2 separate regions of the Homo sapiens genome follow, and region 1 is linked to region 2. The links are chromatin contacts, found by Hi-C or POLR2A ChIA-PET in ENCODE. All regions are on one chromosome and are shown on one strand. The core of a region is the stretch at or near the end of the contact, and the rest is flanking DNA. Distances in the headings are between cores, read along the strand shown.

Region 1 (4,886 bases), core at 248-2,747, 180 kb before region 2:
GCTGGGATTAGAGGCATGAGCCACCGTGCCCAGCCTCGTTTGGTTTTTTATTTTTTAAATGTTTGGTTTTTTTATTTTTTTATTTTTTTTGAGACAAAGTCTCGCTCTGTCGCCCGGGCTGGAGTGCAATGGCATGATCTCGGCTCACTGCAACCTCCACCTCCCGAGTTCAAGGGATTCTCCTGTCTCAGCCTCCCAAGTAGCTGGGATTACAGGCATCCACTGCCACGCTGGGCTAATTTTTTTGTATTTTTAGTAGAGAAAAGGTTTTTACCATGTTGGCCAGGCTGGTTTCAAACTCCTGACCTCAAGTGATCCGCCCGCCTTGGCCTCCCAAACTGCTGGGATTACAGGTGTGAGCCACCGCGCCCAGCAATATTTTATTTGCTTTTGTTTTTGTTTTTTTGAGACAGAGTTTCACTCTTGTTGCCCCAGCTGGAGTGCAATGGCACGATCTTGGCTGGCTGCAACCTCCACCTCCTGGGTTCAAGCGATTCTCCTGCCTCAGCCTCCTGAATCTCTGGTATTACAGGCGCCTGCCACCACGCCCAGCTAATTTTTGTTATTGTTAGTAGAGACGGGATTTCGCCATGTTGGCCAGGCTGGTCTCGAACTCCTGACTTCAGGTGATCCACCTGCCTTCACCTCCCAAAGTGCTGGGATTACAGGCGTGAGCTGCTGCGCCTGGTGTGTTTGAGTTTATACTGGGTAGGGAGTCATGGTTAACGCCTATAATCTCACCCAGAGTCTGAGATGGGAGGCTCCGTTGAGTCCTGGAGTTCGAAACCCCGTCACTACAAAAAAATATATATAAAGAAAAAAAAATTAAGCGGGCGCGGTGTGGCACCTGTGGTCCCAGCAACTCGGGAGGCTGAGGTGGGAGGATCACTTGAGCCAGGGAAGTCGAGGCTGCAGTGAGCCAAGATCACGCCGCTGCATTCTAGAATGGGCGACAGCCTAAAAAAAGTCAGCCTTAACAATAACAAAAAAGACAATGGCTAGGGCCCCTCCCAACCTTTCATGCCCTACCCGGAGCCCCTGCGCGGCCCTTACATTTAAAAGCCCCTTTGGGAGGCTGAGGTTGGCGGATCACTGGAAGTCAGGGGTTCAAGACCAGCCTGGCCAATATGGTGAAATCCCGTCTCTACTTAAAATACAAAAATTAGCCTGGCGTGGTGGCGGGAGCCTGTAATCGCAGTTACCCTGGAGGCTGAGGCAGGAGAATTGCTTGAACCCGAGAGACGGAAGTTGCACTGAGCCGAGATCGCGCCACTGCACTCCAGCCTGGGTGACAGGGCGAGACAACGTCTCAAAAAAAAAAAAAAAAAGCCCTAAAGGACCACTCTTGGATCTGATCCTGAGAAAGTCCCTTAGAAAACATGGCGACGCCAGCCTCACCACCTGTTTCCAAAAGCAGTGTGACGCCCTTCGCTCCCTTAGTCAAGCTAATCTTACTAAATAAGGAACAAGCTTCCCCTGAGGCTTGCCCTTCAGCGCACTGGCACTGCCCACCCGAACGGGCGTCACGGATCCTGGTCAGTCTCTAGGATCGCGCTCGCTGATAGGACGCTTCTGGTCGAACGTCCAAACAAGGTGTGCGGTGATTGGGCCGCGGAGGGCGGGGCGTTTGAACGGCGCGTGCGTGGGAGTTCCCCAGGCCGGCGTCATTAGGATCCTGGTGGGCGGTGGGACTTGGGTTCAAAGAAGACCAAGCAGGCAGACGTGTTCGGGGGCCCGCGGGTTCCGAGACTGGAGACTGGACCTTTGGCTGTCCCCACGTGCATTCTAGGTCAACGGTGCGGTGGCAGAACCCTGGGGCTCTCCCCCGCGGAACTCGGCCCTGGCCGAGGCCCCAACCACGCTAGTAGGAGGAGGCCGAGCATCCCTCCTCGAAATCGCGAAATCCCGGCCCGACAATGTAGCCACGGAGTCGAAAGCCGCGTGCGAACTTGGCACTCACAAAGCCTAGATAACCGTCTATTTTCTCCTGTAAAATAGGAGGGATGGACCCCCACAGATCATTGTAAAAGGTTCTTACAAAGAAAAATCCTCCTGGACTGGGCACGGTGGCTCACGCCTGTAATCCCAGCACTTTGAGCGGATCACACTTCGAGACCAACCTGACCAACATGGAGAAACCCCGTCTCTACTAAATTAGCCGGGCGTAGTGGCGCATGCCTGTAATCCCAGCTACTCTGGAGGCTGAGGCAGGAGAATCGCTTTAACCCGGGAGGCAGAGGTTGTGGTGAGCCGAGATCGCGCCATTGCACTCCAGCCTGGGCAACAAGAGCGGAATTCTGTCTCAAAAAAAAAAAAGAGAGAAAAGAAAAATCCTGGAAGTCAAGTAAAAATGTGTGAAGGTGTTTTATAAAATATGAAATATCTAGAATACACAAATCTATAGAAGGACTCGGGGAAAGGGGAGTGAATGCTAATAAATACAGAGGTTCTTTCTGGGGTGATGAAAATGTACTAGTACTGATTGTGGCCGCGCTAGCACAAAAATCCGTTTCATTGGCCAGACGCTATGGCCCAGGGAAAAAAAGAAGGACTAGGGGGAATGGGGAGTGAATGCTAATGAATATGCAGTTTCTTTTTGTGGTCATGAAAGTGCACTAAAATTTTCATGCTAGCACAAAAATTGAATTGTACACTTCAAATAGGTGTATTTGTGATGTGCATTCTAGCTCCATAAAACTCAAAATGTGTGAAAATTCTTTGTAACTTTACTAAAAATTGGGGGCACTCTATAGTTTACAAAACTATCCCCATCCAGGCAGGGCACGGTGGTTCACACCTGTAATCCCAGCACTCTGGGAGTCTGAGGCGGGCGGATCACCTGAGGTGAGGAGTTCAAGACCAGCCCGACCAACATTGTGAAACCCCGTCTCTACTAAAAATACAAAATTAGCCGGGCGTGGTGACGCATGCCTGTAATCCCACTTACTCGGGAGGCTGAGGCAGGAGAATCGCTTGAACCCGGGAGGCAGAGGTTGCAGTGAGCTGAGATCGCACCATTATACTCCAGCCTGGGCAACAAGAACAAAACTCCGACTCAAAAAAAAAAAAATTCTCCATCTAGTCCTCTGAGGTGAGCAGCATTTTGTTTGTTTGTTTGTTTTGTTTGTTTTGAGATGGAGTCTCGCTCTTGTTGCCTAGGCTGGAGTGCAATGATGCGATCTCAGCTCACTACAACCTCTGCCTCCCAGGTTCAAGCGATTCTCCTGCTTCAGCTTCCCGTGTAGCTGGGATTACAGGTGCGCACTACCATGCTTGGCTAATTTTTGTATTTTTAGTAGAGACAGGGTTTCACCATGTTGGCCGGGCTAGTCTCGAATTCCTGACTTCAGGTGATCCACCCACCTCAGCCTCCCAAAGTGCTGGGAGTACAAGTGTGAGCCACCGAGCCCTGCTTATTTATTTATTTATTTATTTAGAGACAGAGTCTCTGTCATCCAGGCTAGAGTGCAGTGGCACTATTTCAGCTTACTACAGCCTCCGCCTCCCAGAGCTAAAGCAATTCTCCTGCCTCAGCCTCCTGAGTAGCTGGGATTACAGGCATGTGCCACCACACCCGGCTAATTTTTGTATTTTTAGCAGGTGGCGTTTCGCCATGTTGGCCAGGCTGGTGGTGGCACAATTGGAGGGCAGAAGGGACAGTAAAAGATGCCCTAGAAGCTCAGAAGAAGGAAAGACCTCAGAAGGCTTCGACGCATGGGTGGGGCTGCTGTTGCAGCTGGACCTTCAAGGATGATAGAATCTAAACAAATGCAGTAGTAATGAAAGAGGTAAAAGATGGGAAACCATGGAAAATATACAGAGGTAATAATTAGATGAAGCCCCCACGTGGTGACTTGTGCCTGAAATCACAAGTGTGCCCAGAAACGGGGCCTCACTGTGTTGTCCAGTCTGGTCTCGAACTCCTGTTTCAAGCAATCTTCATGCCTCAGCCTCCTAAAGTGCTGGGATTACAGGAGTGAGCCACTGCATCCGGCCACCCTTCATTTTAAAAGTACATTTCTGGCCAGGTGCGGTGGCTTATGCCTGTAATCCCAGCACGTTGGGAGTCCAAGGCGGGCCAATCACTTGAGGTCAGGACTTCAAGACCAGCTTGGCCAACATGATGAAACCCCATCTGTACTAAAAATACAAAAATTAGCTGGGTGTGGTTGTGTGAACCTGTAATTCCAGCTGCTCAGGCGGCTGAGGCACGAGAATAGCTTGAACCCAGGAGACAGAGGTTGCAGCAAGCTGAGATCGCACCACTGCACTCCAGCCTGGGTGATAGAGTGAGACTCAGTCTCAAAAAAAAAAAAAAAAAAACCACATTTCTGCCCAGGCGCATTGGCTCATGTCCATAATCCAGCGCTTTGGGAGGCTAAGGTGGGTAGATCACCTGAGGTCAGGAGTTGGAGACCAGCCTAGCCAAAATGGTGAAACCCCTTCTCTACTAAATACAAAAAATTAGCTGGGCGTGGTGGCAGGTGCCTGTAATCCCAGCTACTCAGGAGGCTGAGGCAGGAGAATCGCTTAAACTGGGAAGGCGGAAGTTGCAGTGAGCTGAGATCGTGCCATTGCACTCCAGCCTGGACAACAGCGAAACTCTAAAAAAAAAAAAAAAAAATTAGCCGGGCGTGGTGGCATCCGCCTGTAATCCCAGCTACTCAGGAGGCTGAGGCAGGAGAATCACTTGAACCCAGGAGGTAGAGCTTGCAGTGAGCCAAGATCGCACCATTGCACTCCAGCCTGGGCAACAAGAGTGAAACTCCATCGCAAAAAAACATAATAGTAAGGCCGGGCGCGGTGGCTCAAGCCTGTAATCCCAGCACTTTGGGAGGCCGAGGCGGGCAGATCACAAGGTCAGGAGATCAAGACCATCCTGACTA
Region 2 (4,969 bases), core at 2,468-4,967:
AGGCATGTGCCACCACACCCGGCTAATTTTTGTATTTTTAGTAGAGATGGGGTTTCAACATGTTGGTCAGGCTGGTCTCGAACTTCTGACCTCAGGTGATCCACCTGCCTCGGCCTCCCAAAGTGCTGGGATTACAGGGGTGAGCCACTGAGCCCAGCCGAAGGTGGACTTTTAATAAAGTCATAAAGAAAGTAGATGTTTAGGCCAGGCACGGTGGCTCATGCCTGTAATCCCAGCACTTTGGGAGGCCAAGACAGGTGGATTGCTTGAGCTCAGGAGTTTGAGATCAGCCCGGGCAACATAGTGAGACCCCCGTCTCTACTAAAAGTACAAAAAAAAATAGCCAGGCATGATGATGTGCTCTTGTGGTCCCAGCTAATTGGGAGGCTGAGGTGCGAGGATTACTTATCCCCAGGAGGCAGAGGTTGCAGTGAGCTGAGATTGTGCCATTGCACTCCAGCCTGGGTGACATAGTGAGACCCTGTCTCAAAAACAAAGCAAAAAAAAAAAAAAAAAAAAGGAAGTAGATGTTTAATTCACAGCTGTGTAAATAAACTATTAAAATGATGCTCCCAGCCAGGTGAAGTGGCTCACACCTGTAATCCCAGCACTTTGGGAGGCCAAAGCGGGCGGATCATGAGTTCAGGAGATGGAGACCATCCTGGCTAACAGGGTGAAACCCTGTCTCTACTGAAAATACAAAAACTTAGCCGGGCATGGTGGCACGCACCTGTAGTCCCAGCTACTTGGGAGGCCGAGGCAGGAGAATAGCTTGAACCCGGGAGGCAGAGGTTGCAGTGAGCCGAGATCATGCCACTGCACTCCAGCCTGAGCAACAGAGTGAGACTCCATCTCAAAAAAAATAAAATAAAATTATGCTCCCTCCAAAATCACTTCCAGAAGTAAGACAGCCATGAAAAAAGCTACTCAAACACTTGAAGTCCAGAAGGGAAAAATATAACAAAATATTAAGGAATCTTTTCCTTTTCAAAGTTGTCTTTTGTTCTTATCTAGTTTGCTCTAGGAAGTTTCTCCCTTTTCCAATCTCCAGCAAGACTCACCTGTCTTCTGCCTTTTCTGTTCTCCCCTTCTCTATCCCAACTCCATCCTGGGTAGCCAAGAAATTAGGTGGCAGCCAAGGCGGGCGTGCAGGAGATCAGGGGAGCTGGCATGCTTCCTTCCACCGAGTGGAGCTGGGTAGAGTGTAAAGTGGTGGCTGAGTGGGAGATGGGGACGCTGTGGGGGGACACACTTGGAGATTTGGAAGACATCTGCAGGAGCAGATGGCCGAGAACCGCACCCCAGATCTCCCCAGAGTGAAAGGATGTAGCCACACAGAACCTAGGGAAGAAACACAGGCACATATTGGTTGGTTTTGTTTTACTTTTTGGTGTGCCTCTTTTGATGTAACAGCTTTATTGAGATGTAATTCACATATCATACACTTCATCTAGTTTTTTTTTTGTTTTGTTTTTGTTTTTTTAAGACAGAGGCTCGCTCTGTCACCTGGGCTTCAGTGCAATGGTGCGATCTCGGCTCACTGCAACCTCCACCTACTGGGTTCAAGTGATTCTCCTGCCTCAGCCTCCCAAGTAGCTGGAATTACAGGTGCATGCCACCACGCCCAGCTAATTTTTTTTTTTTTTTTTTTTTGAGACAGAGTCTCAGTCTGTTGCCCAGGCTAGAGTGCAGTGGTGCAATCTCGGCCCACTGCAACCTCCACCTCCTGGGTTCAAGCAGTTCTCCTGCCTCAGTCTTCCTAGTAGCTGGGATTACAGGCACCTGCCACCACACTCAGCTAATTTTTGTATTTTAGTACAAAACTCTTGACCTCAGGTGATCTGCCCGCCTCAGCCTCCCAAAGTGCTGGGATTATAGGCATGAGCCACTGCGCCTGACAAATTTTTTGTATTTTTAGTAAAGATGGGGTTTCACCATGTTGACCAGGCTGGTTTCCAACTCCTGGCCTCAAGTGATCCACCTGCCTCGGCCTCCCAAAGTGCTGGATGGAGTTTTGCTGTGTTGCCCAAGCTGGTCTCAAACTCCTGGGCTCAAGCAATTTTCACCCCCTCAGCATCCTGAGTAGCTGGGACTGCCTCAAAAAAAAAAAAAAAAAAAAAGATTACAAAGGTCAGTTTGGAACATTAGGGTAGGGGTTAGAAGCTCTTCTGGAGGGGACAATGGGGCAGTGGTGATAGATGAAAAAGCAGAAGAGAGAGATAACTCACTTCTGTTTTATTTTTTATTGCTCTATTTTTGCTTTGTAAGTCACCACGAATGTAGGCAGGATAGAAATCCTAAGTACACCAAAGTGGGAAGTGCTACAAATTAAATTGTTTGCTTTTATTCCTGTGGATAATTTTCTTTCTCTGTTTTAACATATTTATGCCTTCTATTTCCTAACACTTTGTAAAGGAACTGATTATGAAATCAGAAAACCTGGGTTTTTCCTCCTAATGTGACTTAGCTGCTGTCAAAGTTTCCTCATCTGCAAAATGAGGGGGTTAGAGTACAATGGACATTCCATTATCCTCTCCAGCATCATCCCCTTAGTGCAGGCAGGCACTCTTTCAGGGATCTGTTGACAGTCCCTATTTTATTTTTAGGTGCCAACCCAGCCTTTCCCCTCCTTTTCTAGAATTTTTGTGTACAGAAAGTGAAGGTGGGGCTGGGCACCATAGTGAGACCCCGTCTCTCCAAAAAAAAAAGCCGGGCATTGTGGTGTGTGCCTGTGGTTCCAGCTACTTGGGAGGCTGAGGCGGGAGGATTGCTTGAGCCCAGGAGTTGGAGGCTGCAGCCAACTAGGATTGTGCCACTGCACTCCAGCCTGGGCGACAGAGTGAGACCCTGTATTAAAAAAAAAAGAAAAGAGGGCCAGGCACAGTGGCTCATGCCTGTAATCCCAGCACTTTGGGAGGCCGAGGTGGGTGGATACCTGAAGTCAGGAGTTCAAGACCAGCCTGACCAACGCGGTGAAACACCGTCTCTACTAAAAATACAAAAATTAGCTGGATGTGGTGGTGCATGCCTATAATTCCAGCTACTCAGGAGGCTGAGGCAGGAGAATCGCTTGAACCCATGAGGTGGAGGTTGCAGTGAGCTGAGATCGCACCACTGCAATCCACCCTGGGCGACAGAGCGAGACTCAGTCTCAAAAAAAAAGAAAAGAAGGTGAAGGTGGCTAAATAGCATAACATGTCAGAGATTTACGTGTCAGAGATTTAACATGTCAGAGATTTCCACATGTTATCAAGTCTGTTTCATGGCTAAGAACTGGAAGGGACCTTTGAGGACATCTAACCCTCATAGGACTTAACAATAGGATGAGGAAACAAGCTCAGAAATAGGCTATAACTTGCCCAAGGCCACTCAGAGAGGGAATGCCAGAGCCAGGGCCAGCTCTCAACTTCAGGCCAGAGAAGCCCAGGGTCTTCCATGAGAAATAGGGCCTGTCAGACTGGACAGGCTCCTTGGAGGTGGTCCAGTGAGTCCAATCCCTTTTTTTGCTGCGGCTTAGACGAGGGGCCGCTGAGGATTCTCCGAATTCGCTGGATCTGGACCCAGACTTCCGGGTCCACAGTGCAGCCTGAATGATCAACAGGGGAACGTGCGTTCGCCAGGGTCCCCGGGGGCAGAGGCACCTCTCCCTGGGCGGGGCCGGGGAGATTACGCAACACGGGTCTTAGTTGTCTGGGCCGCTGGGGTCGCCTCCACGGGCAGGAGCCACGGCCAGGACGTGCAGGCCGCCCCCTGCTGGTCCGTTTCGGAACCGGGCGGGTGGCCGCGGCGCTGCCCGGGTTGGGGGCATGGCTTTACAACGGTGAGCCAATCCCAGGCCGCACCGTGGATGGGGCGGGCGTTCACTTCTCCTCCCAGTCCTTTGGTTCTCTCCGCGGCGGAAGCTGTGCGGCGACCTAGCAACCGTCCTTGCCGACCCTCCCGCCGGTGACGTGGCTGCGACCCACCCTTCTTGCCATAGCCCTTTGGAAAGCGAAGGTCCCTTCAGGGCCAAAAGGACAGGGAGGTTTTTTCCTTCCTTCCTTCCCTCCCTCCTTCCCTCCTTCCCTTTCTTTCTTTCCTTTCTTTTTCTTTCTTTTCACAGAGTCTGACTTAATCACCCACGCTGCAGTGTAGTATGATCTGCTCACTGAAGCCTCTGCCTCCCGGGTTCAAGCGATTCTCCCAACTCAGCCTCCCAAGTAGCTGTACAGGTGTGCACCGCCACACCCAGCTAAATTTTGCATTTGTAGTAGATATGGGGTTTCATCATGCTGGCCAAGATGGTCTAAAGTGATCCGCCCGCCTCGGCCTCCCAAAGTGCTGGGATTACCGGCGGGAGCCACCGCTCCCGTCCAGGACAGGGATTTTGGTTGGTTGGTTGGATGGAGCCTTACAGTTTGGATGTGGTGAGCATGAAATGCATACGTTCAAGAAGCTGAGCCGACAAAGGGCTTACTCTAGGTGGACTGAAAATTCGATGTTTCCAATTCAAAACATCTGCTCTCCGAGGTGTGGGTGAAGGTATGGGGGGTCCAAAAATGTCCGAGTCCCACCACCTGATGTTGTTAGTTACACTTCTTTTTTTGTTTTGAGATGGAATTTTGCTCTTGTTGCCCAGGCTGGAGTGCAGTGGCGCGATTTCAACTCACCACAACCTCCGCCTCCTGGGTTCAAGCGATTCTTCTGCCTCAGCCTCCCGAGTAGCTGGGATTACAGGCATGTGCCATCACACCAGCTAATTTTTGTATTTTTAGTAGAGACGGGGTTTCTCCATGTTGGTCAGTCTGGTCTCGAACTCTTGACCTCAGGTGATCCGCCCGCCTTGGCCTCCCAAAGTGCTGGGATTACAGGTGTGAGCCACCACACCTGGCCTAATTTTTGTGTTTTTAGTAGAGATAGGTTTTCGCCATGTTGGCCAGGCTGGTCTCAAACTCACCTCAGGTGATCCGCCTGCCTCGGCCTCTCAAAG

What was found. A loop is a pair of places that touch in the nucleus more often than their neighbours do. ChIA-PET counts read pairs that join two places held with the same protein, here RNA polymerase II (POLR2A). Pooled maps may share reads with other maps.
Region 1: a loop to region 2 is called in a pooled map, with 5 times the contacts of the local background. The contact joins two enhancer-like sites. A Hi-C loop is called at or near these places in 7 of 50 pooled maps. POLR2A ChIA-PET finds 5 or more read pairs at or near these places in 4 of 52 experiments (AG04449, GM10248, HEK293 and 1 more).

The regions. Positions count from the first base shown.
Region 1 is chr16:30,632,859-30,637,744 of GRCh38, forward strand. No RefSeq gene overlaps it. Among named protein-coding and RNA genes, the nearest start is that of PRR14, 16 kb to the right of the region's middle. RefSeq lists enhancers at 608-1,559, 1,560-2,510. Within about 2 kb of position 1,498, at least 38 of the 41 ENCODE cell types and tissues checked have a DNase peak (open chromatin) inside an H3K27ac peak, as active enhancers do.
Region 2 is chr16:30,810,699-30,815,667 of GRCh38, forward strand. The region is part of intron 1 of LOC124903679 (a long non-coding RNA gene); the gene reads left to right. Among named protein-coding and RNA genes, the nearest start is that of ZNF629, 26 kb to the left of the region's middle. RefSeq lists enhancers at 2,446-3,001, 3,002-3,556, 3,427-3,576 and a silencer at 3,597-3,926. Within about 2 kb of position 3,718, at least 30 of the 41 ENCODE cell types and tissues checked have a DNase peak (open chromatin) inside an H3K27ac peak, as active enhancers do.